Linked DNA regions of Homo sapiens: region 1 is linked to region 2. The links are chromatin loops, found by intact Hi-C in ENCODE. Cell type or tissue: transverse colon. All regions are shown on one strand. Links, peaks and the distances in the headings refer to the core of each region. The heading gives the core; the rest is flanking DNA.

What was found. A loop is a pair of places that touch in the nucleus more often than their neighbours do. Peaks named below come from ENCODE experiments on the same cell type or tissue, not always from the same donor. Only the 100,000 strongest peaks of a DNase experiment are listed, where the experiment ranks them.
Region 1: it touches region 2 in a loop (7-fold over the local background); 3 of 110 quality-filtered maps call a loop at or near these places.

Annotation. Positions count from the first base shown.
Region 1 is chr20:37,697,539-37,713,115 of GRCh38, reverse strand. The region is part of intron 1 of CTNNBL1 (catenin beta like 1); the gene reads right to left. Among named protein-coding and RNA genes, the nearest start is that of CTNNBL1, 11 kb to the right of the region's middle. In transverse colon, for the core only: no CTCF peak of the experiment used is centred there; no DNase peak of the experiment used is centred there.
Region 2 is chr20:37,810,447-37,826,023 of GRCh38, reverse strand. All of the region lies in intron 11 of CTNNBL1 (catenin beta like 1), which reads right to left. Among named protein-coding and RNA genes, the nearest start is that of VSTM2L, 85 kb to the left of the region's middle. In transverse colon, for the core only: no CTCF peak of the experiment used is centred there; no DNase peak of the experiment used is centred there; H3K27ac peaks cover 958 bases.

The DNA of each region.
Region 1 (15,577 bases), core at 7,452-15,451, 120 kb after region 2:
GCTGAAGCTTACGAATTTCTGTCTCCAAGTTCATCATGCTGAGTGAGGTGTAAGGATCCCCAGTGAGCAGCCAGGGAGACAATATTCAGTGACTTTACATTGGCAAGCTTAGCAGCCCTTTGAAACTCTAAAATCTTATAAAAACTGCCCAGGTCCGGTGGTGCTTAAGCCATTTTTTAAAAAATTTGCTGAAAAGTCCTGTCATCAGCACTAAGAGATGCACTGAAAATTAGGGTGGTGCCCACCAACGGCACTTCTGGTCGGAAGGAAATCTGTTCCTCTGCAGATATGCTTGTATCTTTGCTAATTTGTGTTATCTCTGCCCGTTCATATCTCTATGTGCTAACTCAGGAGAAAAAGTCCCTGCCAACCAACTCTGACAAGTCTGATGGCAGAACTCCCAGTGGAGATCCAGCAGAGACAGCAGAGGCAGGCAATTATTCCCTTTCATTAGGAACAGTTCTTTTTAAGTTTGGGTGTTTTGTATTAGTATTATTTTGAACACAAAAAGTAGCCATTCACAATCGCTGCTCAATGCAGTCACTTACACAACTGACAGCAACTGTAATTTCCCCATAAGCCAATTGAAAAAGATGGCCTGGAAGTAACTAGAAATGGTTGTGCCCCCTTAATTACCCACTGTAATGTAAAACCAGACATGGAGAGAATGGCCATAGCAGATCTGGGCAAAGTGGCAGTGATATTTAATCATCACTTCAGACCATCTGCAACTGTTTTGCAGAAGCACATCAAGTTTATAGATTCTAAAGCTTCCTACAAGTTACCAGGTGCTGAGGGTCAGCTGCATTGTCCTCAGGCCATGAGGGGATGCTTTCTTCATTCTCTCCAGGCCAGGGCGCTCAACAAAAGGCACGATGCCCACATTTTCTGAGCCAAGCCTGGCACAAGGAGAGCGCTGCTTCTTGATTAAGCCAGAACACAGATTAAATGTTTAGAAGTGGAGATTGTGAAAACAACCTAGGCGGGAAAGCAATTATCCCAGGGACAGCATGGCTTCAGCTGAGGCCCTCTGCAGCACAAAGGTGAATTCCACACCCTCCCACAGCTAAGCTGGCCAGAATGCTCCTCTACAATTCTCCACTCTGTAGATGAAGCCATCTTTTAAAACGTAAACCAAATTGTGTCACTCGACAGCTTAAAACCCCTAATGGCTTCCCATGGTGCTAGGAATAAAGTTAAAAAATGTTAGGATTCTCCCTCCTCCCCGAAGCTGACCCCTCTGTCCTTATCAACTGTCCCCTCTTCACTCACCAAGCTCTGGCCATACATGACAAGTCTGTTCCCACCTCAGAGTTTTTGTTTTGGCTTTTCCCTTGATCTTTACTGCCAGTCCCACAGCTCTTCATATGTCTGGATCTTTCTCATCATTTAGTTCACAGCTCAAATGTCACCTCTCAAAGAGGCCTTCTAGAACCTTCCAAAATAAACAGCCACTGCTCCCCCAACACTATATTACATCAGCCTATTTTTTTCCTTCATATTCCTATTTGAAATTATCTTGTTTTTATTTATCTAGTATGTGTTTGCTTGTTTAGGTATTGTTATTCATTGTCTGTCTTGCCTCCCTGGATGTAAGTTCCATAAAGACAGGGACTACAACTATCCTGTTTAGCACTTTATTCCCAACGTCTAGTGTAATACCTTACATTTAGTAGGCATTTAATAAATATGTATGGAATGATTAAAGAATGACAGGTTCAATATGGAGCACTAATCCAAATGAAATTTGCTAACCGCCCCAAAATCTGGATTGTCTCACAGCCTGACTAGCAGCATATGTTACAATGCCCTAGAAACAATGGTAAACAACATCCTATTTCCTTACCAACCCCTGGTGAATGACTAGGAAACTATGGCAAAAGGAGATAAGACGAGAACTCACAGACTGTCAGAGTTGCAGAACTGGAAAGTCTGTAAGCTTCTCAAGCAAGGTTTTGCTCAAACTGTCCTTTCACAGGAGGATCAGATGGGCCAGATAATGGGCTAGGGCCAAAGGTTGGGTCTTAAAGGTCCAGCTAGGGTAGGGCACACCATATGAGGCACACTGTATATGGCAGCTCCCATCCCAACCATGCAGAGCCCTTAATAATAGACTCTGGGTTGGGAGCCACAGAGCACATGTACATATCAAGCCTAAAGAAACTGGTGTGTGTGTTGGAGAGGAGACGAAAGCAGAGGTAGGGTATGACAGAGAGCCAAGAGTCAGGCACAAGACAAGAAGTGAGCAGAGGCATAAACTGGTGAAGAACAAACATACAGGGTCTCAGGTGATCGATATAATTAGATTTCACGGGCCTGTGGGTGTGTGTATATGGATATAAGGCTGACTAAAAGATACAGGGTTAAGGCAATCAGACAGGTAAATGGCTACCTTCCAGAAAGATAAGCATCATGAAAGAAAGGAGCACCCCACAGAAGGCCAGGTTAAGCCCCTATTTGTGAGTGGTAGTTTCACTTGAAAGACTCATGATTAGTGGACAACAGTAATTGCTCAGATGTTCTCTAGTTCCCAGGATGGCAGTGGGGGGGGCAAAGAGATGCTAGAGGAAAAGCAACATGGAAAATATAGACTACTCAGGCTAAAATGATTTCTAGTATCTCACAGACTTCGGAATCTAGCAACAGAGCTCTAAAAAGTTTTGCAGTTCATCCAAAAATGACCAAGAATACGAATGCTTCATTCTTCCAACAACCTCAACTTTTCAAAACACCATTAAAAGAATGGGCAAAAAAGGCCTTAGAGGTTAGATATCATATCAAACAAACAATAACACTAAGGAGTGACAGCTGACACCAAGGAAAAGAATGTAAACTACACAAAGTAGGCACAAGAACTCAAAATCCCTACTATTCCACAGTGCAGAAGTAAAAGCTTTCCAGATTTCAAAAGGTCATGAGAGAATTCAGGCACAACTAACATGTATTCATAATGATGCTCCTGAGATCACAGTGTGTCCTACTGAGAAAGGCAAGAATGTTCATGTTTTAGAAAGCTCTCCATACAAAATGATGAAAAATACATGTTTTGCACATGGAAAAGAGGACGCATAATCAAGGACACAGCACTGCCTGACCCCGATTTTGTCACCAAGTTGTTGGGGTGCTAAAGTTATTTCCCTCTCTGGGCTCTCTGGTTTACCCATGTGTACAAAGAAGAAGCTGGAATAGATCGTCTTGCCACTTAAAAGCTTCAGTTACCTGGAAAGTCTGTTTCTGAAGGGCATCACATTTTCCAAAGACACCAGAGAAACAAGAAGTTAGTACAATTCAATACAATCTGTGCCACCTTTTTTAAAAAAGGAATCTCATTATGGGTTTCTTTCAGCTACAACCCTCAATCAATCGCAATGTCTTTTTCGTGTCCTCCTTTATTGCCGAGTTTCACTATTCTGTTAGTCCTTCGGCATCTCTACCTTCCCTTGCCCAATAGAGGTACTCCTGGCCAGAGCCCCCATTACGTGTTTCAGCTTCTCTGTGAATAACTATGCAAGCTTGAGATGCTCAAAAGTTTCCCCCATCATTAATCCTATTATGGAAGCATTGATGTTGAGAGCGTCTGCTAAAAGATAACATGACAAACTGTAGCTACAATTTGTTTCTTTTTATACAAAGCTGCAAAGAAAATCGCATTCCAACATTATATACCAGCAGAGGACTGGTGTGCTGCTAATGTTTAACTCTATCAAGGATCCCAAAAGAAAATTTAAACTGAGATGCTCTTAACTGGAAATAGGGGATTCAAATAAAGAAATGTCATCAACCCTCAATTTTATGTATTAACAGAATGAGCACATGAATAATGCCAAACATGAAGCTAGAATCTGCACTAAAAATAATGCCAGCAAAACTGTTCAAGAATCAATCATGCCTGCTTTTGGAATAAAGTCAGATATATTCAGAGAGAAGCATCATGATACTCTGCTTGGTTTCAACTCCCTCTTTTTTTTTGTTTGTTTTTTTGGACGGAGTCTTGCTCTGTTGCCAGGCTGGAGTGCAGTGGCGCGATCTCGGCTCACTGCACCCTCCACCTCCCAGGTTCAAGCAATTCTCCTGTCTCAGCCTCCTGAGTAGCTGGCACTACAGGTGCATGCTACCATGCCCAACTAATTTTTGTATTTTCAGTAGAGACAGGGTTTCACCATGTTGGCCAGGATGGTCTCGATCTCTTGACCTCATAATTCGCCCACCTCGGCGTCCCAAAGTGCTGGGATTACAGGTGTGAGCCACCGCGCCTGGCCAGTTTCAACTCCTTCTTAGTTCAGTGACTCTAGATATTGCTGGGTAGCTGTTGAAAGGAAGTACAAAGAGCCAGTGCACATAATCTGCTTACAAGCAGCTGATAATCCAAAGTGAGTTAAAAGATAGAAAGGCACTGCAGTAGTCTCACTAGATCCTTCACTGAACTCCAGGATGAAGAAAAGCTAATTTCCATTTACCAACCCACAATGGAGCTGGAATTCTAAAGTTTAGGCTAAAACATTTTCAGATCAGTCACTGCTGGAATTCTATGGAAAAGAAACTAGTTCTGAACTACAAGCATACCTCATTTTTTTCCCCCTTTGCAGATACTGTGCTTTTTACAAATTGAAGATTTATAGAAACCCCGCATCAAGAAAGTCTATCAGCTGGGCGCGGTGGCTCACACCTGTAATCCCAACACTTTGGGAGGCTGAGGTGGGCAGATCACTTGAGCCCAAGAGTTTCAGACCAGACTGGGCAACATGCCAAAACCCCATCTCTACAAAAAATACAAAAATTAGCTGGGCATGGTGGCACACACCTGTAGTCCCAGCTAATCTGGGATTGCTCGAGCCCATGAGGTCAAGGCTGCAGGGAACCATGATCCTGCTGCTGTACTCCAGCCTGGGCAATAGAGCCAGACTCTACCTCCAAAAAAAAAAAAAAGAAAGTCTATCGCTGCCATTTTTCCAAAATCATGTGTTCACTTCATGTCTGTGTCACATTTTGACAATTACTGCAATGTTTCAAACTTTTTCATTATTATCATATCTGCTATGGTAATCCGTGATGAGTGATCTTTAATATTACTACTTTGTTTTCAGGCACTACAAACACGCCCACGTGAGACAGCGAACTTAATGAATAAATGTGTGTGTTCTGAGTGCCTCAACCAGCCTTTCCTCTTTCTCTCTCTCTCTCTCTCTCCTCAGGTCTCCCTATTCTCTGAGACACAACAATACTGCAATTAAGTAATTAATAACCCTACAATGGCCCTAAGTGTTCAAGTGAAAGAAAGAGTCTCACATCTCTCACTTTAAATCAAAAGCTATACATGATTAAGCTTTAGTGAGGAAAGGATGTTGAAAGCGGCAATGGGCCGAAAGCGAGGCCTGTTATACCAGACAGAAAAGCGTGAATGCACAGGAAAAGCTCTTGAAGGATATTAAAAGTGCTACTCCAGTAAACATATGAATAGTAAAAGAGCTAAAGAGCCTTACTGCTTATATGGAGAAAGTCTTAGTGCTCTGGACAGAAGATCAAACCAGTCACAACATTCTCTTGAGCCAAGCCTAATCCAGAGCAAGGCCCTAACTCTCTTCAGTTCTATGAAGGCTAAGAGAGGTGAGGAAGCTGCACACAAAGTTTGAAGCTAGCAGAGGCTTATTCATAAGGCTTAAGGAAAGAAGCCACTTCCATAACATGAAAGCGCAAGGTGAACCCAGAAGTGCTGATGTAGAAGCTGCAGCAAGTTAGTCAGAAGAATTAGCTAAGATCATTGATGAAGGTGGCTACACTAAACAACAGATTTTCAATGTTGACAAAACAGCCTTCTGTTGGAAGAAGAGGCCATCTAGGATTTTCACAGCTAGAGAGAAGTCAATGCCTGGCCTCAAAGCTTCAAAGGACAGGCTGATGCTCTTCTTAGGGACTAATGACTTTTAAATTGAAGCCAATGCTCATTTAGCATTTTGAAATCCTAGGGCCCTTGGGAATTATGCTAAATCTACCCTGCCTGTGTTCTAGAAATGGAATAACAAAGCCTGGATGACAGCATATCTGTTTACAGCATTGTTTACTGAATATTTTAAGCCCACTGTTAAGACCTACTGCTCAGAAAAAAAAAAATTTCTTCCAAAATATTACTGTTCATTGCCAATGCATCTGGTCACCCAAGAGGTCTGATGGAGATGTACAAGGAGATGAATGTTAATTATATGCCTGCACACACAGCATCCATTCTGCAGCCCATGGATCAAAGAGTAATTTCAACTTTCAAGTATTATTCTTTAATATTTAAGAAATGCATTCATAAGTCTATAGCTGCCATGGATAGTGATTCTTCTGATGGATCTGGGCAAAATAAATTGAAAACTTTCTGGAAAAGATTTATCATTCTAGATGCCATCAAGAACATTCATAATTCATGGGAGGAGGACAATATATTAACATTAACAGGAGTTTAGAAGAAGTTGATTCCAATCCTCGTGGATGTCTTTGAGGGGTTCAAGATTTCAGTGGAAGAACTAACTGCAGATGTGGTGGAAACAGTAAGATAACTAGAATTCGAAGCAGAGCCTGAAGATGTGACTGAATTGCTGCAATCTCATGATCAGACTTGAATGGAATGTTTCCTAAGGATAAGCAAAGAAAGTGGCTTCTAGAGATAAACTCTACTCCTAGTGAAGATGCTGTGGACATTGTTGAAATGACAACAAAGGATTTAGAATATTACATGAACTTAGATGATAAATTGGCAGCACAGTTTAAGAGAACTGACTCTAATTCTGAAAAAAGTTCTACTGTGGGTAAAACGCTATGAAACAGCACAGCTTGCTACAGAGAAATCTTTCATGAAAGGAAGAGCCAACAGATGGAGCAGACTTCATCGTTGTCTTAAGAAATTGCCACAGCCACCCCAACCTTCAGCAAACACCACCCTAATCAGTCAGCAGCCAGCAAAAGGAGGCAAGACCCTCCATCCACCAGCAAAAAGATAACTTGCTGAAGGCTCAGATGATGGTTAGCAGCTTTTAACAACAAAGCATTTTTAATTAAAGTATGTGCATTGTTCAGATACAATACTATTGCACACTTATTAGGCTGCAGTATAGTATAAACAGAACTTTAATATGCACTGGGAAACCAAAAGATTTGTATGACTTGCTTTACTGGAGTGGTTTGGAACCAAACCCTTAATATCTCCAAGGGATGCCAATATTCAGCTGAAATACTAAAGAGGTAAATGGCTGACCTTGGAGAAGGTAAAAGCAGTATCAGAATTCCTACTACATCTTCTCCTGATTCCAATTTCTCTACAGCTACACAAGACTCAGACCAAACCCAACCACTTCCTTTAGGGACACTAAGGGGAAAAAAAGACAAAGGAAGGAGTAATTTGTAAACGAGATTCTTGGCGCTAGAAAATAGGAAAACTGAGATATCTTAGTAATATTAAAGAGACCACGGGAAAATAATTACTATGGTGATGACATAATTCTTGATATAATAAAGTTGTATTTTAACCTACTGTGAACATTTCTATACTGTAGCATGTGTGGGTAACAAACTGTTCTCATTTCTTTATACAGGATTCTGAACCTTAATCTCCAAGGGACCAATGACCTTGGGAATACTGAGGCAATTTTGTAGAATTAAAAAAAAATTTTTTTTTGCCATGTTGCTGTAGCATGCGTGTTGTTAGTAATGAGATAAATAACGAAAATTAATGGGTAACACTTACTGGGCACTCACTATGTGTCAGGCACTGTACTACTTAGCAATATCCAAATTGTCTCATTTAATCCTTTATTTTTAAGAAAGATGGTAAAGCAGAAATTTTTTTAAAGATGGTTGGGCAGAGATAGACACTATTATACAATCTCTATTTTAAAGATGAAGACCTGAGGCTTAAAGAGGTTAATTAATGGACCCAAGGTCACATAGCTAGCAAGTAGCAGAGCTGAGATTCCAATGCAGGCCATCTGACCCAGAGTTCATGTTCATGCACTAAGCTAAACATTAAGGGATGCCTAACAGGCTTTGAAGTATTTTCTCCCACAGTGCTGACAAGCTATTGTGAACCATCCACATTCTCCAATGAAGTCATTTTTATATACGAAAACTTCTCTAATTGGTTAAACCTTATAAATTCAATCCCTCAATTTAAACAATGACAACTACTGAGAGACTGCAGAAAGACATGGCTGTCTTCACCAAATTCACCTTCAAAATTAGCAAGGCAACTTAGTAAGAAGACCTGTCTCCAAGGAAGCTGAACTAGGTAGGACTGAAGTCTATGACTGAAGAACAGTGTTCTCTGTTGGCCTCTGTTGGATCTCACCATGCCAATATGAGATCCACAATGATAAAAGTAAGACCACCCAGGAGGCTACTTATTTGACAGTCTTCCCTTTTTTTTTTTTGAGACAGGATCTAGCTCTGTCATCCAGGCTGGAGTGCAGTGGTGTGATCACCGCTCATTGCAACATCAATCTCCTGGTCTCAAGCAATCCTCCCACTTCAGCATCCCCAGTAGCTGGGATTATAAGCGCGCACCTCCAAACCCAGCAAATTTTTTTTTTTTTGAGACGATGTCTCACTGTGTTGCCCAGGCTGGTCTCAAACTCCTGAGCTCAAGAGATCCTCCCACCTCAGCCTCCCAAAGTGCTGGGATTACAGGTGTGAAGCACTACACCCTGTCAACAAAGTTTTAAGAGTCTAAACTAAGGTGGTGGCGGTTGGAACAGAAAGGAAGGGATGGAGAGAAGACTCCTGAAGGTGCAGCGCTCCCTCCATAAAGCCTTTTCCAACTTCCCAGCAGTAGAGCTGCTTGTGTCTTTGTGCCACCACATCTTGTTCATGGCACCATAACAGCCCTGACAGCACTGACACTCTATACTTGGATTTCAAATCTGGGGTATACCCCATTAGACTGCAAGCTCCAGGAGAGCAAAAACTGTGAGTTAATCATTTTCATATCCTAACACCTTCTTTACTCTGAGAGAGAGGCAGGCTCTGTGCTCATGAGCCTGTACCAACCATGAAGAAAAGAACCATGGCCGGGCACGGTGGCTCATGCCTGTAATCCCAGCACTTTGGGAGGTCGAGACAGGTGGATCACCTGAGGTCAGGAGTTCGAGACCAACCTGACCAACACGGAGAAACCCCGTTTCTACTAAAAATACAAAATTAGCCAGGCGTGGTGGCACATGCCTGTAATCCCGGCGACTCAGGAGGCTGAGGCAGGAGAGTCGCTTGAACCCAGGAGGCAGAGGTTGCAGTGAGCCGAGATCATGCCATTGCACTGGGCAACAAGAGCAAAACTCTGTCTCAAAAAAAAAAAAAAAAGTAAAGAACCTTGTCTTTCATCTTTGAGCCGTTTCATCTTTGAGAAATAGTTCCAAGGCTCCTTTCAAGTCTGCTGAACATCAACACCCCTGACTGAAATGCAAAGCTGGCCATGGGGATAGGCAGGGGAGGAAGCAGAGAATTATGTGATATCTGAACATCTGGCCAGAATGTTCAGTACACACACGAAACATTAATCAGGGACGGTGAACTAAGAGCTGTCTGCAAAAAGATGCTGAAAGGAAAAGAATGAATGAGTTCTTCTAAAATGATGAAGAAGAGAGTTACAGAGTCAAATTCTAGTGAAGATTCCAGAATAATGAGGCCCAAGAAAATCTTTGGCAAAAGACAGCACTGACAAGTTCAAGAATGTAGGTTTTGGACATTCTACAAAATAGCTGACCAGTACTCTTCAACATGAAAGATAACGGAAGACTAAGGAAATATGACAAACATTATGTGGGATCCTGGATAGAAACCTGGAACAGAAAAATGACCAGACATCTCTGATGGCATGTGAATTAAGTGTGCAGTTTAGTTACTAGTATTACACGAATGTTAATTCCCTAGTTTTGATCTTTACATAATGGTTATATGAGATGTTAGCTTTAGGGGAAGCTGGATGAGGAATATACGGAAACTCTACTATTTTTATAATTTTTTCTAAGTTTAAAATTCAAAATAAAAAGTTAAAAAGCAAAGAATATAGGTTTTGTAGCAAGAGTGGCAAGATATGATAATAAAGAAGAGGAAAATGATTAAGCAACTGAAGTATCAGTTGTGAACCCAATTTTCTTGAAGTCTGACATGAAAGCACAGAGATGTAGGCCAACAAGCTAACAAGATAGTAGAACAAGAGCTTTCCAGAAGGGGAAACAACCAGGGCATATACAAAGGCATGTCCCAGTTCATTCAATCATTAAACAACCATGTATTAGACATTAACTACAGTTGAGATGCTCTGCTAGGTGCTGGTCCTTGCCTCTAAGTCTACAGTTTAGTAAAAAGTGTGTGTAAGGAGGCATATAAATAGAATGTGTTTTGTAAGTGTGAGAAGAATGGGCCAGAAGAAAGAGATGATGAGAAGAACGCAGAGGGAGGAAGTGAACTTAAGGAAAAAAATCACTCATGAGATGAAAGAGAAAAACAGTCTGAAATGTTATCAATGAGAATAGCTCTGTATCTGTTCTGGTCCTCCTTATCTGTTAGAGTCACACTTCCAACAAAAAGTAACTTCAAAATGTACTAAACTGACATGCAAAAAGAGCCTATATAAAATGACTTCATGATTAGAATCATATTCTTAGGGCTACTGGGATGAGGCCTTCACAGAATGAAGGATGTATCTGAGCACCAGTTTTCAGATTTTCAGTAATGTTTCTTATACACACAACAACAACAACCAAAAAACCCATATAACAGAAAAACTCAATTACGAAATTACAATGACTACCTTATGAGGCACATAATAATACAAATGATAAACTCACACAAGAAGAAAATAATGCTTAATAAAGCAACCTTGAACTAGTATTTAATATACCTAGTAGATTAGTGGAAAAAATAAATTATGAACTAGTACTATCAAGATTGTAATAAAACTGGGGCCAGCCACAGTGGCTCACGCTTGTAATCCCAGCACTTTAGGAGACTGAGGCAGGAGGATAGCTCAAGTCCAAGAGTTCAAGACCAGCCTGGACAACACAGGGAGGCCCTGATTCTATTTTTTAAAAAAAGGTTGTAATAAAATTGGAACACACACAAACAGTATACTGTTAGCACTGTAAAACAACCAATGATTCATTCCACGTGCGTACGATGTATTACGCCACACATCTGCAGCTGAGATGAGCGTACAATGTATTACGCCACACATCTGCAGCTGAGATGAGCGTACGATGTATTACGCCACACATCTGCAGCTGAGATGAGCGTACGATGTATTACGCCACACATCTGCAGCTGAGATGAGCGTACGATGTATTACGCCACACATCTGCAGCTGAGATGACCCCCATCGTCTCCGACCACTCCCTGCTTTTTACCCATTGCTGCATTTACCCTATGCTTTGAACATTTCACTACCCTGCTTTTGCTCTTAATAATGCCAGTCAAGAATCACTGTCCCCAGTGTCCTTTACCACCCACAGAATCCCTACCCATTCATCAAGGCTAGGATTCCAGTGTCATCTCCCTTTTCTTCAATGACCAAACCAAATCCATCCCCATCGATATATCCCCTTTCCATATCCAACCGTTCCTTCCATTGTGCTCCCATAATACTTTTATTCATAGAGTTAGTTTTCTAAATGTCTGTCTTGCTCCTTACATTATGAATTCTTCTTTAATGTCCATGGTCCATGTCATAATAATTTTAGTGCATGCAATACTTGGCACAGGAGATGGCACATGGTAAATACTAATGACAGATGGGAAGGAAAAAAATGCTACATGAACAAAGCACTTCACTACAATGTTATCTCCAAGAACAAAAACCGGAAAACCACCTAAACATCCAATTGTAGAAGAACAATTTAGGGAAAATGGTCTATCACTCAAGCAAAAAGTATGCAAATATTAAAAATAACATGAAGGAGATGTAGAAACACAGAAAATATTCCTGGCAATGTTAAATTAAAAACATAGAACATAAAGTAGTATATATGCAATGGTTCTAGCCTCACAAAATACGTAAGGACTGTGGGAACAGAAAAATATTGATTGAATTAGGATAATAGTTTTCCTCTTCTCAAGCATTTTCTTTAATACTATTTCTATCACTTTATTATCATTTAAAATTTTATTTCAAAAGAAAAAACTAGGAGGGGGAAAGGAGCAAGTTTAGATATTTCTGTAAGCTCCTGCAATCCAAGAGATATGCTAAGATATTACTGATAGAGGACAAGAGGAGTGGGTGTCTGCAATATCACCAAAACCAAGGGTCCCTTAGCCTCAAATTTGCCTCAAAAAGAATACATCTCATGTCACAAGCCATACTAAATGTGAATTCTTTATTGGAAAACTTCAGAGGTAAGAACTTTTTCCAGACATCTGTGGAATCAGATTTAATGAGAGTGCCCTGGAGTTCATATATGCGCCTATGCCAGCAGAAACTTCTCAGCCAAGGCACTGCTGGGCACACTTCTTGATGAGATGTCTAAGCCTGAAGGCATCAAAAAAGTACATTTCCATATTGGGAACATAACTGGTTCCCTCTTGAAGACTTTTTCCACCACCTCCTGCCCATATTGTAATTCTCCTGTCTTCTCAAATGAATAGTTAACATATGTCAAGGATATACGGCATATACTGAGGCGCTTAGTGCCTATCTCTATTACTTGTAGAAGAACCAATCTCAGCAGAAAATTGGAATCTTCCCACCAAGTCGCCCCAAAAATGAAATGTAGTAAGCACCCAAAAAATGTTAAATACTTTTAATAAACATTTCTTGACACTGCATGATATTTTTCCTGGCTTAGTCTCTGAATTTTAGAAACGGCATCCATCTTAGTCTCTGAATTTTGGAAATGAAAAGAACCAGAAGTCATATCGCTCAGTCTCCTCATTTTACAAGCGATTGAAAAAAAATGATGTATAGAAAGGGAAAGTGACTTGTCCTGAGTCACCCAGATAAGTAATGATAAAAGTGGGATTAAAACCCAAATCTCCCAGATTCTCAGCCCCACTCAGTCTACCACATGAAGCGTTTTTATCCCTTGAAATCTCTGGAGCCCCGGTCTAAATAATTAGTACCACAGAATTTTAAAGCTAGAAGGGGCCTCAGAGAGAGTCGCGTACTTAATCCCCTCATTAGGCATATGAGGAAACTGAGGCCCAGGAAGATTAAGTGATTTGCTCTCAATATCTTGAATGGCAGGGAAAAAGTACAACTTAAGCTCAAAAATCTGCAAACCAATGCCCACAAGAGAGGAAGAGAATGTCTCAGCTGGGGAAAATTTTTCAAGGAAGGGAGATCATTTTAGACCAGGGGATCACAAAGTACAGCATCAGCATCACCTGGGATCTGGTTAGAAATGCAGAATCTAAAGTCCCACAGGAGACTGAATCAAACTCTAGGGATGGGGATGTTCAAATCAGACAATTTTGTTCCCTTATGTCCCTGAGAAGCAAACTTCAGTGGTCGTACTGAGTCTACTTTGTAAATGATAACTATAACCAAAGGCTCATAAGATGTATGTATTATTCAACATGTGGACTATACTTCAACTTTAAAAAGTTTTCAAATCTGAAAACAAAATGGAAAACTACCTCTGAGTGTTCAGCTGGTTTCAGTTCTGGCCCTGCTCCTTACTGGTTGTCTGGCTTTCGGCAGGCAGCTTGACCTCCCTAGGTTGAGTTTCCTTTCCTATAATACAGGCATGCTGCCAACCTCAGAAGGCATGTTGAGAATTAAATGTGATAACTTGTCTGAAAACACTTTGGTTCTGCATCTGGCATATAGCAGGCAGGCAGTATGGCACAGTGGTTAGGAGCTCCAACTATGAAGTAAGACTACCCGGGTACCCTGGACTTGCCTCTACCTAGCTAGATGCCTTAAGGTAGGTGCTCTTTTCTGTACCTCAGTTTCCTTATCTGTACAACAGGGATTAACAACAGTACCTTCCTCATAGGGTTGTTATGAGGATTTAGATAGATCATGCTGGTTAGTAAAGCATCTTTCATGTCTATAAAATGTTACTGTTTTCAAGGAGTTTTTTTGTTTGTTTGTTTTTTGTTTTTGAGACAGGGTCTTGCTCTGTCACCCAGGCTAGAGCACAGTGGCATGATCTTGGCTCAGTGTAACTTCTGCTTCCCAGGCTCAAGTAATCCTCCCTCCTCAGCCTCCTAAGTAGCTGGGACCACAGACACACACCACCATGCCCAGCTGATTTTTAAACTTTTTGTAGAGACAGGTTTTCACCATGTTGCCCAGGCTGGTCTGGAACTCCTGGACTCAAGAGATCCGCCTGCCTTGGCCTCCCAAAGTGCTGGGATTACAGGGGTGAACAACCACGCTTGGCCTCAAAGAACTTTTGCATCCATAAACTCATGACTTTCTGCAAGAGGATGGGTGCAACTGATTATGAACTACATTCCAGCCTTTACCATCTTTTAGGAACAGGAAGAGTGGACATGGATCTTACAAAAAGAAAACTGAATGAACAGAACACATGGGGAATGTACAGAGTTGGAAATAAGGAGACCAGGATTCTGAGATAAGGGCCAGGTGGTGTAAGGAAGCCAGGGCCTGAATAAGGTCCTGAGGTGGATTTTGGGACTGGTGCTGCTTTCCAAGCCTTAGACCATGATTCTGAATTTGGGTTCTGAAACTTAGCCTTGAATTGAGGATATTTCGCTGAGCAAAGGCCTAGAGCTGGTTTTTGGTGCCTAACGGGTGGGCCTCTCACCTCTCGAATGGTTCTAGCCGGCCAATTAACCAAAGTGGGGAACCTGCGATGGGGAAGGAGATGCTCCTGGCTGGCCAGCTGGACATGAGCATGCCCGCCCTAGGCTGGCGAGATCAAAGTGCTCTCCAGTAGCAGACTTAGGAGGTTTCAGCCCTGTTACTGGTTCAGTTCAGTGTTGTCAACCTGAATTAAATGAGTTCTAGTATTGTAGTTCCTTATTGTGCAACCAACATATTTGCATTTTAAAACTCTTAGATTGAACCCTCAGATACAATAGAAAATGTAAAGGCCAAGATCCAGGATAAGGAAGGCAAGTAATATTTTGCAGTTCAGGAAAATTAGCCTGTGGCAACCCCAATCTACCTGTAGGCGCTAGGCATATTTGCTCTTGGTGAGGGGGAAAGGGGTCAGATTGACAAAATGAAATACTTTTGGAATAACACAATAAACAAATGTTTATGATCACGAAGCAAAGCTACCTAGATTGGAATCCTTGAGGTACATTTCACTTGTGTGAATCTGGACACGTTTTTTATTCTCTATACCTATTCCCTCATCTTTAAAATGAAGGTTCCTATATTAACATATTAAGTACTGCCATTAAGATTAAATGTGGTAAGATGTGTAAACATTAAAAAATAATAATAAGGAGACCAGGATTCTAGTTTCAACTCTGGCCACCATCTTGGCCCACAACCTCAGGTGAGTCCCTTTATCAGACTAAGGTTCACTTTCATCCATGAACAAGTGGGTTGAATGAAGGTATCTACCGTATCTCTCAAAGTCAAGGTCTTTATCGTGGCCCACAAGGAAGGCCTACATAGTCTTGTCACATGCCT
Region 2 (15,577 bases), core at 3,616-11,615:
GGAGAGGTCCACGAAGCCTTCAGTGCTTGCGATGTGTGTACACCGCCGCCTCCTGTGGAAAAGGAGACTCCAGCCTGTAGTTTCCTATCTCATTTTCTATGGCTCCTACAACAGGCTTTGTCAGTGAAACCAACCCCATCGCTACAATGGCAGCAGTGTGGACTGAGGAAAAATGCTAATTCTGGGGAGCACCATGAAGTATGAGCTGGGCACCAGCGACTTGAGGAACTCAGAGAAGGCCTGGCTAAACTCTGCCCAAGAGGGATGCTCTATACACCAAGGGGCAGCAATCAGACTGGCTGAGACTGCCAGTTGCCTAATATCCATTCTCTTACTACTTTTTTTTTTGAGATGGGGTTTTGCTCTTGTTGCCCAGACTGGAGTGCAATGGCACGATCTCGGCTCCCTGCAATCTCCACTTCTTGGGTTCAAGCAATTCTCCTGCCTCAGCCTCCCGAGCAACTGAGATTACAGGCGCCCACCACCACGCCCAGCTAATTTTTGTATTTTTAGTAGGGATGGGGTTTCACCACGTTGGGCAGGCTTGTCTTGAACTCCTGACTTCAAGTGATTCACCTACCTCGGTCTCCCAAAGTGCTGGGATTACAGGCGTGAGCCGTCACGCCCGGCCTCAGTTTCTCTTTTTATTTTATTTCTTATTTTTATTTTTTGAGACGGAGTCTCATTCTGCCGCCCAGGCTGGAGTACAGCGATGCAATCTCAGCTCACTACAACTTCCACCTCCCAGGTTCAAGCGATTATCCTGTCTCAGCCTCCCTAGTAGCTGGGATTACAGGTGCCTGCCACCATGCCCGACTAATTTTTGTATTTTTAGTAGGGATGGGGTTTCACCATGTTGACCAGGCTGGTCTCAAACTCCCGACCTCAGGTGATCTGCCCGCCTTGGTCTCTAAAAGTGCTGGGATTATAGGCATGAGCCACCACGCCCAGTCCATTCTCTTATTTCTTAGTCATAGAACCCATTTTATTTGGAGGGATACTGTGACCAGCTTAAAAAGCACATACACAACAACCTCCCTTATAGTTAGGTATGATCATGTGATTAATGTCAGGTCAGAGATTCGGGTTGAACTGGTATTTGGGACTTCCCGGAGGGGACACGTGTCCTTCTGCCCTTCCTTCTCCCCATTTTGCTTTCCTGCTGTTTGGAATATAGACGTAATAACTGGAGCTCTAGTAGCCATCTGGGACCATGAGGCAATCTTGAAAATAGAAGCCAGGCACTTTTATAGGTGCTTGGGGCACATTAAAAAGCAAACAAACATCCCTGGCCCTGTGATAAAAATGGCAGAATAGAATGACAGAAGGAACCTGGGCTCCCAATGACACCACGAAGCTGCCATTCCAGTCCTGCTGACCTCTGGACTTGTTTTTACCTGAGAGAGAAATAAACCTTTATGTGATCTATTTTGTTTAAATCATTGTTATTTCTAGTCTCTGTTACTAACAATCAATTGCAATTCCTGATACACTAATCCAGTAGGTTCTTTTCTAGGAAGTCCTAAGTAGGGCCAAAAGAGAGCCTGAGAGTCCTGAGAATTCAGGCGTTTACCCCAAGCAAAGCTGAGTGCACGATCACACTCATTTTTGGAAGCAGCCACACAATCCAGTGAGGAAGGTCCTAGTGCCAAATGCAAGCATTGGTGAAAAGGTGCATTCCCTTCTTTTCGCCTCACTGTCAAGGGTCTCCTCAGAACACTTTCCCATTATTACACATGGACTCCGAAGAACCTTGCTGGAAGCAGCGACACAGTTTTTTCTTATTAACTCACATCCTTGTAATGGCAGTATGCTGAAGAAGTGCTATGAGGCTGGCTTCTGAGCTTCAGCCCGAGTCCTCTAATGAAGATAGCTATACGTCAGCGCAGCTGGTTCCCTTTGGTTTCCTGCAGCGCATCACTTTTAGCAATAGCTCATCTAAAGTAATTTAAACTGACTTTGTGCCCTGGAAGCTCTTTCAGGATTTGAAAAGTATATTATATAGTTACCACTCCTCTCCCTACCCCCACCCAACTAAACACATAAAAAAATCTTTAGATCCTAAAATGAGACTTTGGTCTTTTGTAAGGAGTCCTTTTCAGTGGTTTGCTCACTGTCTTCTCACTAGCCCTGGATAGCATGCAAGGGCCTGGAGCCACACACCCAAGGCTGAGCACGAAGGCTCAGCTGGGAATTTCCCTACATTCTCCCTCATCAGCAATGTCTTTGTTCTTCCATTTCCCCACTGTCCAAGCATCAACCTACCCTGGTGCAGGAGAGCCGAACACCACAGTCCCAATGCAAAGAAGGTGTTCACACTCCTCTGAAAATCCTCCCTGGATGCCTGCTTTAGACAGAAATTCAGTTGGTGGGGGAGGGGGCCTGTTTCCAGGGCCTTCCAGCAATGATCTAAACCTACCTCTTCACTGCTTTCATCTTACTCGACAGTCCTGCCTTTCTGCTCTTCAAACAGCCGCTCCCTCCTCCTCCTATTCTTCCCACATTAAGCAGCAAAGTCCTCCTTGAAGCTACTGCAGCCTCACCAACTGTTGAGCTCCACACACACTCACACTCCCTCCAGGCTCCAGGGCTTCAGCTGATTTCCACAGAAACCAGAAAAACTTGCTGCAGACCCAAGGCGGCCTTATGTTCACTTTCTTGAAATCTGATTTCTTGACCCTTCTTCCTTCAGCCAGTCAGGCGGCAGTTAGAGGACAGGAGGAATTTCAGCGCTGCACTGACATAGCTCTTTCTTTTCTAGTCTCAGACTAACAAATGAAACCATCCTATAATCTTTCATGCTCAGAGACTACTGGAAAAACAGGCAGTCATCTCTGTAGTGAAAATGCTTCAGGACCACATTCTAACAGGGATCAGACTCATCACAGAGAGGAGATAAAATAACCCAGTTAATCCTAAAGAACATATGGCATTTGTGAAGAATGAGTCCATGCTGTTTTATTAACCGGGTACAATCAACAATATATATTGGCAAATATATTAAGTACTTTGTTGCCATCGTCATTTTCTCCAAAGTTAATCTTTCTATACACCCAGTGCAACCATTTTAGAATTGTACAAATAAAGAACTAAGGGCCTGCAAAATCTGCGTGCCTTTCCAGACAGGTCTTTCTGAGGAGCGAAAAACCATTTATTAGCACTGTGTGCTGGATTCACATGCTGGGTGCTTCATATACTCTTTCTCACTTAATATTCATGACCACCCCTGGAGTGAATTATTCTCCCCATTGTACAGATGTGAAAAAATAAGGCCCAGAGAGGTTATGAGCCTTACCCAAGTTTTCAGAGCTACTGAGAGCCAGAGAGTCTTTGATCTCACTTCATGAGCCAGCTTTCTCCCTACCATCCTAAATCTGCCTTCCTAGTGGTAAACTAAATTTACTAGCACCCAACTTTCCAGGGCGCTGCTTAGCAGAATGAGTTGTGAGAAATAAGCAGAGAGTCCATTTTGAACAAAGCTATAAACTGAAACTCCAATGTCCCTTTGCTTTATATAAAACAGATGGTTTCTGGCAAAAACTAACTTCAAAGTTATTTCTGTGAAACAAATTCTACTTGTCTGCCACTATGGAATCCAAGATGCATTCCCAAGGAAAGAGCTCTCCAGCCCGCTTCATCATAAATATTTGGTAAAAGGGAATGACGGGCAGCCAAGGCAGATGCTGGGCATGGCTGCAAATCAGCAGCAGTGTGTCCTTGCTGGCAGCAGTATTCCATAACTCCCCTCAGCCTGGCCATGTCATCTTCTCTGTTCAGGGAAGACACCCACACCACGGCCACAGGAATTCTTCCTGCTCCTAGGCAGCCTCTGACATCACCCTGGTAGCCTCTAGAAACTACGTGTGGTAGAGTTAGACACACGCTGGCACAGGAAGCAGAAAATACAGATTTATTCTCTAGCATGATACTAATAAGCACAGTAATAATCAGAAAGGCACACTTCCTTTCTGGGACTTAGTTTCCCCAACTGTCTATTGAACAGTCCTGAGATCTGGAAGATCTCAACAGCTATAAAATTCTTCCCTTTCTCTATGACAGTGGTTCTCAGTTGGGGGTTGTGCAGGGGGAGGGGTGGGAGGATTCCACTGTTTGAGATATTCTGCAATTTTTATGTGTGTGTTTGTGATGACTGACTGGGGGTTGCTACTGGCATCCAGCTGTGGCAAGAGGCCAAGGATGCTGCTGAACACTCTACAATATGAAGGGGAGCCCTCCACAACAAAAAATTATCTGGTTCTAAGTGTCAATAGTGCCAAGGGTGAGAAAATCTGATCTAAGTTACTTCTGGCATCTAACAGTATACAGCTGAACTATCAATAGATTCTATTGCTAACATACATATTCCAGCTAGGAAAATGCCTAAATCCAAGGCTCTTGCTCATATCAGTCATTGATTTTATAAATTAAAAATTCCACATGAGGTAAAATTACATGATGTCTAAGGTTGCCTTAAAATATTACAAGAAAAAAAGAGAGGAGGGGAACAAACAAGACTGGCAAAACGTTATTCACTGAAGCTGAGTGATGGGTACATAAGGATTCAATATATAATTTTCTCCACCTTTGTATATTTCTGAAATTTTCCCTAATAAAAAGATTTATTTTTTCCTTTTGATTAAGTCTGTTTAAAGGGATATAAAGGACAAAAGGGATTCCTATCCACCCCCACGCGTAAGGCATAGTTCTTGCCTAGCGGAGCTCACAGCTGAGTGGAAACAAGCAAGCCAACCACCACTGTACAAAACGGATGCTGTCGGGAGCATAAGAAAGGAAGCAGTCTCAGAACAGAAATGGAAAATCAGGAGAGGCTTCAAGGAGGAAGTAGGATGAGGGAGATTTCTAAGAGTAAGTAATCAGTCTTACAGAGATGTGGGTAAAAGAGCATCTCAGTCAGGGGATGCATCCAATGTCAAGATGTGGAGGAGAGAAAAGAGTAACACCAGGAGGGGCTTCCCTAGTTTAGGCTAGGTGGAAACAGGGCAGGGGATGAGCAAGGTGGTACCGGCAAGAGAAGGCCAAAGGGGCAGGTCTTCTGTCATGCAAAAGTCTAGATTTTACCCTAGATCTGTATTAAGAAGACCTGAAAGGATTATGCAGCAAAATCACGTGATCTTATTCATACTTTACAGCCACCAGAGGCAGTTCATTTGTGTATTAGTTCACATTCACGCTACTATAAAGATACTACCTGAGACTGGGCAATTTACAAAGAAAGGAGGTTTAACTGATGGACAGTTCTGCCTGGCTGGGGAGGCCTCAGGAAACTTACAATCATGGCAGGAGGTGAAGGGGAAGCAAGCACCTTCTTCACAAGGTGGCAGGAGAGACAGAGAGAGCGCGTGGGGGAAGCCGCCACTTTTAAACCATTGGATTTCGTGGGAACTCCCTCATTATCACGAGAAGAGATTGGGGGAAACTGGCCCCAAGATCCAATCACCTTCCACCAAGTCCCTTTCTGGATATGTGAGAATTACAATTTAAGATGAGATTTGGGTTGAGACACGGAGCCAAACCATATCAATCTGTGTCTTCTGGAACACTGGAAGGAGCATAGGATAGACTGTAGAGTGGCAAGAATTCCAATAGTAAGGAGAAGAAGGTTGTCGTTATCTGAGAGAGGAACTAAGGGGAGCAGAGTTCCTACTGGAGATGGTATGAATTGCAAGGAGATTAAATTCAAGAGGTACTTATGTACCTTACTTATGTTATTATGTTATTTCTAACTGATGTCATTAAATGAACTCCAAAGCAGACAGAAGGAAATATTTGCCTTAAGGAGACCGAAACCAGTATCAACACAGAAGAATCTACAAAAGATCTTAAAAGGGCAGGGTGCGGTGGCTCATGCCTGTAATCCCAGCACTTTGGGAGGCCGAGACGGGTGAATCACCTGAGGTCAAGAGTTCAAGACCAGCCTGGCCAATATGCTGAAACCCTGACTCTACTAAAAATAAAAAAAAATTAACTGGCTGTGATGGTGCGTGCTTATAGTCCCAGCTACTCAGGAAGCTGAAGCAGGAGAATCGCTTGAACCCGGGATGCGGAGGTTGCAGTGAGCCGAGATCATGCCAGTGCACTCCAGCCTGGGCGACAGAGCGAAACTGTGTCTCAAAAAAAAAAAAAAAAAAAAGATATTAAAAGATAAAATGAATTTAGTAGATTTTAAAGATGACACTCAAGGAAGACAATAATATGTGGGCTATGGCTCCTTCTTGACTCTCCATTTCTGAAGATTTTAGGCTTATACAAAAGCTATGACACTGTGGCTAGAAGTGTCTGCTCAGGCTGGTGTAGGAGGGAAGCCAATCATAATTCTGAATGTTAAAATCCCAAAAATGTAATTCTGGAAAAAATACTTTAAAAAATTCTTAAAAGATACTTACTTACATTTTAAAAAGGGGTTTATTTGAGAAACATATAAAAACATGACAGAATACTTCATAGACCACTTTCCACAATAAAATAGGCAATAATTACATATGTATTTTTGCAAGCATAAACACTCAGGTATACCAATGACAGTGGTACAGGTATGACAGTTATGAGCAGACAAACCCTATTCATAATGAGGCAGGTAAGTAAAAAGGAAAATGTACAGGTGAATATCACTAGGGTTGGTGATGGTGTGCACCCAACTTTATAATTTCAGTCATCTGAAATATTGTGATGAATAACCTAAGTCTTGATAAGATCAATCAAAAATAATGATGGGTCACCACTGTACATATGCAGTCACCCAAAGAGCCTAGATCTTGAGAAATTTTACATTGAACAAATGCAGATACACAAAAAGACATCTCTTCATTTACGGGGGAAGTTTCAACATTTTTACATACACACACAATGCTTATACACAAAGGCGATTTGACAATGCACTTTTGTCAAGTCAAATTGCAAAAAATGCATAAAATGAAGTAGAAATCTCTAAAAGCCCCTACACAATTTATACCTGCAGTATTGGAAATGACGCAAAGATGAAATATACAGCAAAGTGAATTGTAAGAAATAATGCTAACAATTTAAAATAGTGGTGAGGGGAGCCTAAAAAAGGAAAAGAACAACAGAAAGAAAACTTGACATATGAAAAGTATATTACAGAGACAGATTATGGGCAGTTACACAAAGCTAGTCCATAAGAGGTGGTCGACTTTCACAATCATTAACTATATTTTCAAGTCTTGTGTCACAATAAATTGCTACTTTTTTCTTTTGGGACATAGCTCTCCTTGGAGAATATATTCACATTCATTTTCTCTGGTGCTGCTCTTTTTGAAGTTATTCTGATTCCTGTGATTCTGATTTTGAGGATTTTAGAGTTCAAGGATTTCAACATTCAGGATTATGGCATTTGGGACTGTATCTTTCGGGATTATGATCCAACCCATTTAGGAGAAGGCTGTCCTGGTCCAGGTCCTCTGCCTGCCTGTTTACATCTATTAAGTCTTGACAAAGACAGTAGTCTGGCTCACTGAGCTTTTAGGTCAAACCCCAAGACCACAAGGCTGGAATACTTGCCTTTCCCAGAGTCCCAACACATTCTCTGTGCCTTTGTATACGCTATTCCCTGGCCTAAAAGCTCTTCTGTTTCTTGTCCACTTGGGAAATTTCTACCTACTTTCAATCTTTCTAATCTCAGGGAGACTGGAGGATCTCCCAAAGTTGACTGGAAGTCTATTTCCTCCTTCAGTGCTTCCAATGACAACTTCATAAATCATTATTTGCATGCTGTCTCCCCACAGAAAGGTAAGTGCCTCTAGGGTGGGTCTGAGGTGGGTCACTGTCTCCCAGGATCTAAACCTTGCCTGGAATCATTAAGTGTTCAACAGGTATTGTCTGAAGAACTGAAGAATGATGAACTCATGGAAGAAGTCAGTTGAGGTTTCCTTTGAGCCACCTTACAAAGGTTTGCACAGAGACTTCCTAAATGACTCCAGTTCTGGGCTAACTCCTTAAGATGAGCCTCTGAATCAGATGTGGGCTTCTTTCATCTTAAAGCTTAATCCTGAGCTCATTACTTTCCAAATGCTTTCTGTCATCTGGGACTTTTGACAGAGATAAGACATGCTAGGAATAGATATTTCCAGACCCACTTCTTAAATAAAGGCCATCCCCAAGAGACTCCCAGGTATGTGAGAAGGGAAGAGGACTTACATTTGTTAAGCATCTACTACATGCCACAATAAACTTGTGAGGCAGATATCAATATCCCATTTTATAGATTCTTGCTACTTAAAGTGTGGTCAGAGAAGCAGCAGCCTCAGCGTTACCTGGGGGCTGGTTAGAAATACACAATGTTAGGCCTCACCCCAGACCTACTGAAGCACAATCTGCATTTTAACAAGATCTCCAGGTGATTCGTCTGTGATATAAACGTTAAGAAGCACTGTTATAGATGAGGAATCTGGGATCAGTGAAGGTAATTAACATGCCAAAAGTTATACAGCTGGTGTGAGCTGGGATTTGAACTCAAGTCTGCATTTTCTAAAAGGCTGTGTATTTCCCACCACCCTGCTACTGAAACTCATGCCAAGCTTGTAGCTTAGAAAAACACATCTAACTTTGTATGAAATATATTTTAAAAACTTTATTATAGCATGGTTCATTATTTCAAAATTGAAGAATAAAGTTATTTTAAAAAGTTCACATCCCACATTACCAAATACAAAAAATCCTGGTCATAGAGGTTTCCTGCTTTGGCATGTCAGAATTAAAAATCTTTCTAGTTTATTTCTAAAACAGCTAAAGGTACTGGATTGTTGCCTTGGTGATTAAAATTCATGTAACTTCTTAGTTCTCCGACGTCTCCTTAAGAGACTGAAGTCCGGGATCAAGAATACAGGCTTTGGGGGGCCCTAGCAGACATAAAACTGTCTGCACAATTTGAAAAAGTACTTAACTTATTTGGGGCTGTTCTCTCAGTAATAAAGCAGGCTAACGATAACCCACATGGAGTTGATGTTAGGGATAATGACATCATGTATACCCTGGAACACAGCAAATACTCAGTAATGTGAGACACTATCACACTATCGCCATCATCAATATCTACAGTAGCCTCAGACCAGATGACACATCATCAGGAAAATCACCCAGTTAACTAGGCTAGCAAACATTGTTATTCCAGAAGTTTGTGAGCCAGCAGGCATACTTAACATAGACATGATTTATTAGTAATCAATACATTTAAGAAAGTTGTAGGCTTTTTTTTTTTTGTGATTATCAAAATGACATGCTTAATGTATTTTATGATAACCCTGCAGCAAACAGGGACCAAATTACCATACTTTTCTTTCTGCTTTGGAGCCAGGGACAAGGAAGGAAAGTGTTACTTAGAAAAAGTATAAGAAATGTAGAAGAGACGGGAAAAACAATGAATGTAATACACACCACAACACTACCATGTCATATATGTGCATAATTTTATAGTATATAAATCACTTTCTCGTATATTATCTTATCCAGTTCTCACATGCTGTGAAACATTGTCTCCATTTTAAAGGTGAGGAAACTGAGGTTCAGAGAACAAACGACACTCAAGTCACAGAACCTAAGCACAACAATTATGGCAGAAACACAAACCCAAGTCTTCTGAACCCAGCCCAGGGCTACTTTCTACTAGACTACCCAAGTGATTTAAATTTACTACTCTCACAAAGGGAGATGTTCAGCGTCAGAAAATCACCCCCAGGACCAGCTCCCAGCAAGTTTCTACAGCCCCATCCGTAGTGGTGACCTACCCAGCCTAACACACACATCCTTTAATAGACTGCTCCTAAAAGAGAAAAGGGCTGCTTCTCTTGAACCTGATACTTGAGAATAATTTCTGTTTGGGGATCCTTTGTTTGGCTACCTGGAAACAATGTTCAACATCTTTTCAACCTCCTTCTTATGCTAATTACAGCTCATCAGCATCTGGACACCCACAAGCAAAATCAATCTGGCTACAAAAGCAAGCCAACAACATTTTCTTACCATAAAAAAAACAAACAAGTAAGACTGCAAGATGATTAAATACACAGAGCATTTCCCCAGCAACCTGCAGGCTGCTGCGTATAAAAATCACATCCAATATTACAAGAGTCCAGGAAGGTAGACACTAACAAACACCTCACACACGTAATTGTATTCTTTATGAGCAGTGAAATGTATACAAGTTTATTTTCAGTTTACTCCCTTTCACATTATATCTTCTGTTAGATGCCAACATGTCTAACACATTCAAGTATTCACACATTTTAAAAAAATACCATTTGAAAGGCATCTTCACTTCCCCTTCTTATGCTATAACCCAAATGAACCTAGATGCATTAGTCTTCAGTCTACAACTCACTGTCTTACTACCCTGAAGTCCCAACACATTCACAACACTTAGAAGAGCCAATGTGGGCCAGGCATGGTGGCTCATGCCTGTAATCCCAGCACTTTGGGAGGCCGAGGGGGGCAGATCACCTGAAGTCAGGAGTTCGAGAGCAGCCTGACCAACATGGTGAAACCCCGTCTCTACCAAAAATACAAAAATTAGCAGGGCATGGTGGCGCATGCCTGTAATCCCAGCTACTTGGGAGGCTGAGGCAGGAGAATCGCTTGAACCCAGGAGGCGGAGGTTGCAGTGAGCTGAGATGGCGCCATCGTACTCCAGCCTGGGCAACAACTGTGCAACTCCATCTCAGAAAAAAAAAAAAAAAAAGGAGGAGCCAATGTCACCATCTAAGCCCAGCTCACCTCTCCAAACTGCTATTACCTCCACATCCTAATCATTTCACCTGAAATTTACCCTGCCTTCTAAAAATATAGTCTAGCTCCTAACTGTATTAAAATGCCCACCCTTGCTAAAAAATGCCCAAGATGCAGTGAGTAAAAACAGTATATCCATCATGATTCCCTTTATACAAAATTACACACACACACACACACACACACACACACTCACAGAGTCCCTAACATAGTGTTTGAATGGATGGTGTCCATGATGTTTTCAGTAATTAACTCTGGCTAGTAGGATTGGGGGTGATTTTTACTTTCCTTTCATCTTTTTTCACAATTTAAAAATTTTCTGCATGAGTTTATTTTATTCATACTCAGATAAAGCAATAAAGCTGTGTTGAACAAGTCTTCCCCCAAAGACCCACCATTCAAAAATCTTCTAGTGGCACAGAGAGAAAGTAAAAGGGCTGCTTACCAAGGCTTGTACTGTGAGAATTCTGGCCAGTAGCTCTCAACACTAGCTGGGCAACAGAATCCAGAGCCCCTACTCCGTTTTTTTTCTTTCATTATTGTCTTTTTATAGAAGGATCTGGAGCTTTTTAAAAATATAGATGCTTGGAGCCCCAGTCCTCAGAATTGCTGGAGGAGGGACATGTATTTTGTCAAAGCTGTTTAGCTGATATTGATCAGTCAAGGTAGAAACTACATATTTATGTCTCATTCTCAAGAGGGGGACAACAGAGAGAAAGGCCAGAATGCTAAGGGAAGTGTTTACCTAAAGGCACGTAACTTTGCAAGGTAACCATGTAGGGAATGGTTAGGAATAGAAACTGAAGGTTGAGCAGTGCTGGGCATCAGGTATGGAAAACCATGAGAAGAGTGGATACAGTGGGTAGATAGATAGGTCTGAAGGCCAACAAGAGGCACACAAAGTGAGCCAGGGAGAAATGTTTGGGATTGAGAGATGAAAGTTATTTATGCAGTACTGGGGCCAGGACTACTGACACCTTAAGGGACTGAAGAGAAAAGACACCAAACAGTTTAAATTAGTCCCACTACAGGTTAGCAACCTTAATTTATGATCTAAAAAAACCAAAACAAACCAAAAGCAGAAGTGCACTGCTTGTGATTCAGTTTTTGGAAGCTGCAGGAAAATCCTAGGTTCAGTTCCTAGGAAGGCCAGGTACTAGCTGTGTGACCTTCAGAAAATGACAAGTTATCTGGGCCTCAGTGTTCTCATCTATAAACTATGGGTAATAATACACAGCTCACAGGGTTATTGTGAGGATTAGGTGAAATGAGCTAATATATTTAAAAGCCTATTAGCGGACAAAGAACAAAAAAGGCCCCCAAATGGCAACATTAGGAAGCATATCTCAGTAAAGATTAAGTGTTCAATTTTAATAAACCAGATCCCACAGTTAATTATTGCCTAGTTCCTAAGTTATTTCCCCATTTTGGCACCACCTACAAATGCTGGAGAAATAACTAAAGGAGTCTGGCTATTTCTCTACTTTTGTTTCTACATTGCTGGCATTTGTTTTATCTATAAAAGAGATATACTACACCCTAAACTATTTCTATACAACTTAATCAAGATTATAAATGAAAACTAACAGAGTCCTACTGACACAATAACAGAGCATCAATGGAAAATTCTATTTCTAAAATAAGAATTCTGGTAATGCTGCCCCTAAAGAGCCAAGTTTCTACCTGGCAAAATGAAAAACACAAAAGAAAAACAGGAGTGATAAGTGTTTCTCCTTCATCCTCCCCAACCAAGCCCTCAATATCAAAACTGAATTTGGGCTAATTAGCGGAAACTATCAAAATAACTGAAATTAGTACTATACCTATGACCTGTAAAACTTTGGAAGAGTCCTCTGGCAGCAGAGCATAGTTAAAACAACTAGCCTAACAGCAATGGCTACTAACACCTAATGAATACTTACTAGGTACCAGGGCACCAGTACCGTCCTCAACACTGTCCAGAGATTAACTAAGTCAATCCTTGCAACAGCTCTACAGGTCCTTCCAGGTCTGGCTTCTGCTTAACTATCTAATCTCCATACTCTCCTCAGCAAGGACTGGTACCAGACTGGTCTCAGAGGACACTCCTGTGGAACTTGGTAAAAATACAGATCCATTGACTTTATGCAGACTGCTGGAATCAGAAACTCTGAGAACACGTCCCCAACATTTTCAATGAGATTCCAGATGATTCTGATGGTCAGCTAGGTTTAAGGCTCACTGCAGTTTGTCCCTCCCAACTTTTTTTTTTTAATACATGCTGCTTTTTCCATTGACTTTCCTTTACCTGGCTAACTTTTACCAAAGGTTTGGCTTGGGGGCCACATTCCTGGGGGGGGCTGTTTCTAATCACCAGTTCTCTCACTACCCAGGTTGGACAGGGAGCCCCTCCTGTGCTCCCACAGCGCCTCATACTTCCTTCTACATCTTTACCTTGTAACATAAATGCAGGTTTCTGTGTCTGTCTCCCTAGCTGAGCTGTCAGTTCATTCACCTTACATTTTTACCTCATAATAGAAATGCAGGTTTCTATGTCTCCCTGGCTGGGCTGTGTGAACCTGTTCAGCTTCCAGCTACAGCACCAAGCCTGACACAAAGCAGGGACTGGTGGTTTGTTTAATATAAGAATGAATGAAGCCTCACTGACCTACCTTTGGGACATCTACCCATAGAAATAGACCCTCTGCAAGGGCAGTCTAGAATGGGAGCTTCAAACTGAAACAGAAGAGTCTGGTACCTATTTGAAGACGTAATGAATTTGAAAAGTGCTAGTATAACCAGGATCGTAACTGAGGGTCCAGGGTAATATGCCATCATGAAAAACAGTGGCTGTCCCATTTCCCAGGAAGCTCCTGTTATGACCCAGCCTATCCACATATAAAGTCCTGGGTCACAGCTGGGCTTCACAACCACAAAAGGCAAGAGGTTTATATCCTATATGTAAACATGAAAACTGGAAGAGGTAGGGACCCATTCTTTTTTGAAAGAAGGCAAATGTGCAATAACTATATTACCATATTGAATGCTACCTGCTAGAGACTACGTCAGACACTCATGATCATTATTTGTCACAAAACATTCTAAGAAAGGTTTTATCAGGCTTATTTGACTGAGGAGGAATTCAAGGTCCAGAGAGAAGAAATAACTTGCCCAAGGCCACTAGCTAGCTTGCAGATACTGCTGGGTTTGAAATCAGGCCTATCTGCCTACAAAAGCAATCTGCCTTCTATGACTCTGTGCTGCCTCTGGATTACCAACCAGAAGACCACTGGAGCCACCCTGGTGTTGGAAGAAGCTTTAGAAGTAGACTTAGGCTCAAATTTTGCTTTGTCACTAATGTGCTAAACGGTATTTTGGTAACTGACAAACTCTCTGAAACTCACCTGTGAAAAGACGACAGAAATGCCTAATTCATAAAGGTACTTTATGTGCACCTGTAAAGCCCTGAGGCTTAGTAGACAGATGCCCGATAAATGTGAGGTGACCATTCATCAGTTTTCCCCACTCCCTCGAAAGAGAACAGTTGCTTCCAGAATGGCAAATTCATCCTGTCTCACTGTCTTCTTCAATGGCAAACAGCTATGCTGTGATCTACTTGGGAGCTGGGTAAATCCTTAATATGACTTGAACCAGTTAACAAACCAGATGTGCACCACTCAAAATCATCCCCTCAAGCCTGATGAAAGGAACCCCATATCCAAGCACATTGTTTATTTCAGCATCCCTACATTTTGTCATCCGAGGTCAGGAATGAGACAAGCAGCTGGAGGGAAAGAAAAGGAATTGATCCAGAAACTATTCAATTATAAGATTTTCAAATAGCAACAAAAAACAACAGCAAGACATTTTCATCCTTATTTAACATAAACTGCTGCTAGTACATGGCTTAATGCCATTCTTAAATACTGTTCACTCTTTACTGGCTTATTGTTCTGACCACTATAACCAACTCTGTGATTGTCAAGCTTGGAGAATACAAATATGGGCACAGGGGTGGTGGCAACAGCCTCTGAATCCTCTGTTTATAGCTTAGACAGAGGAGAAATAGGGACCTGAGGTTCCTTGGTATATCCTCTCGGGGAAGGTTTTTATCTTGTATTCCACATAGAACTGGCATATTTACAGCCCGCCTCTAGGACTGGTAGATTCAGGAAGGAAAAGAAGTTCTTCTGGCAAGTACCTCTAAAATTACCAACATAGAAGGAGGAGGAATACAAACTGGAAACTCATCCTCATTCCAGCCACTAATACTAATGAAACAGGGTCTGTGCTAAGCACTTGATTTCTGTATTATTTCATTTAATCTTCACTTGTTACCCTTATGAGATAGATTCTAAGAGTATCTCAATTTTACAACAGAAGAAATTACAGGCTCAAAAAGGCTAAGCAACTTTTCCAAAGTCACAAAGCTGGTAAATGACAGAACCAGGAGACCAACCTAAGTCCTGTCTTAATCCAAAACTCATGTTCTTCATCATCCATATCACAATAACTAGCTATACATGCCTAGTGCCCACTGTCCCCTCTGCCATTTCCTTCACTGGCATAATAATTAAATACTATGTATCCTTCGAAGAGTACTCAAATGTTATCTCATCTCTTAAGCCTTCCCAGAATCCCTAAGGATACTCCTTTCTCTGGGCTTCTTCAACCACTAATGAACATTTATTATAGTGTGAAGTCTGGAGTCAGTATTAAAATGATCTAAACCAACATTTATCAACCCACCTATTATGGTCTAGATGTGGTTTATCCCCACCAAAACTCATGTTGAAATTTAACTGACAATGTTATGGTGTTGAGAGGTGGTGAGACCTTTACA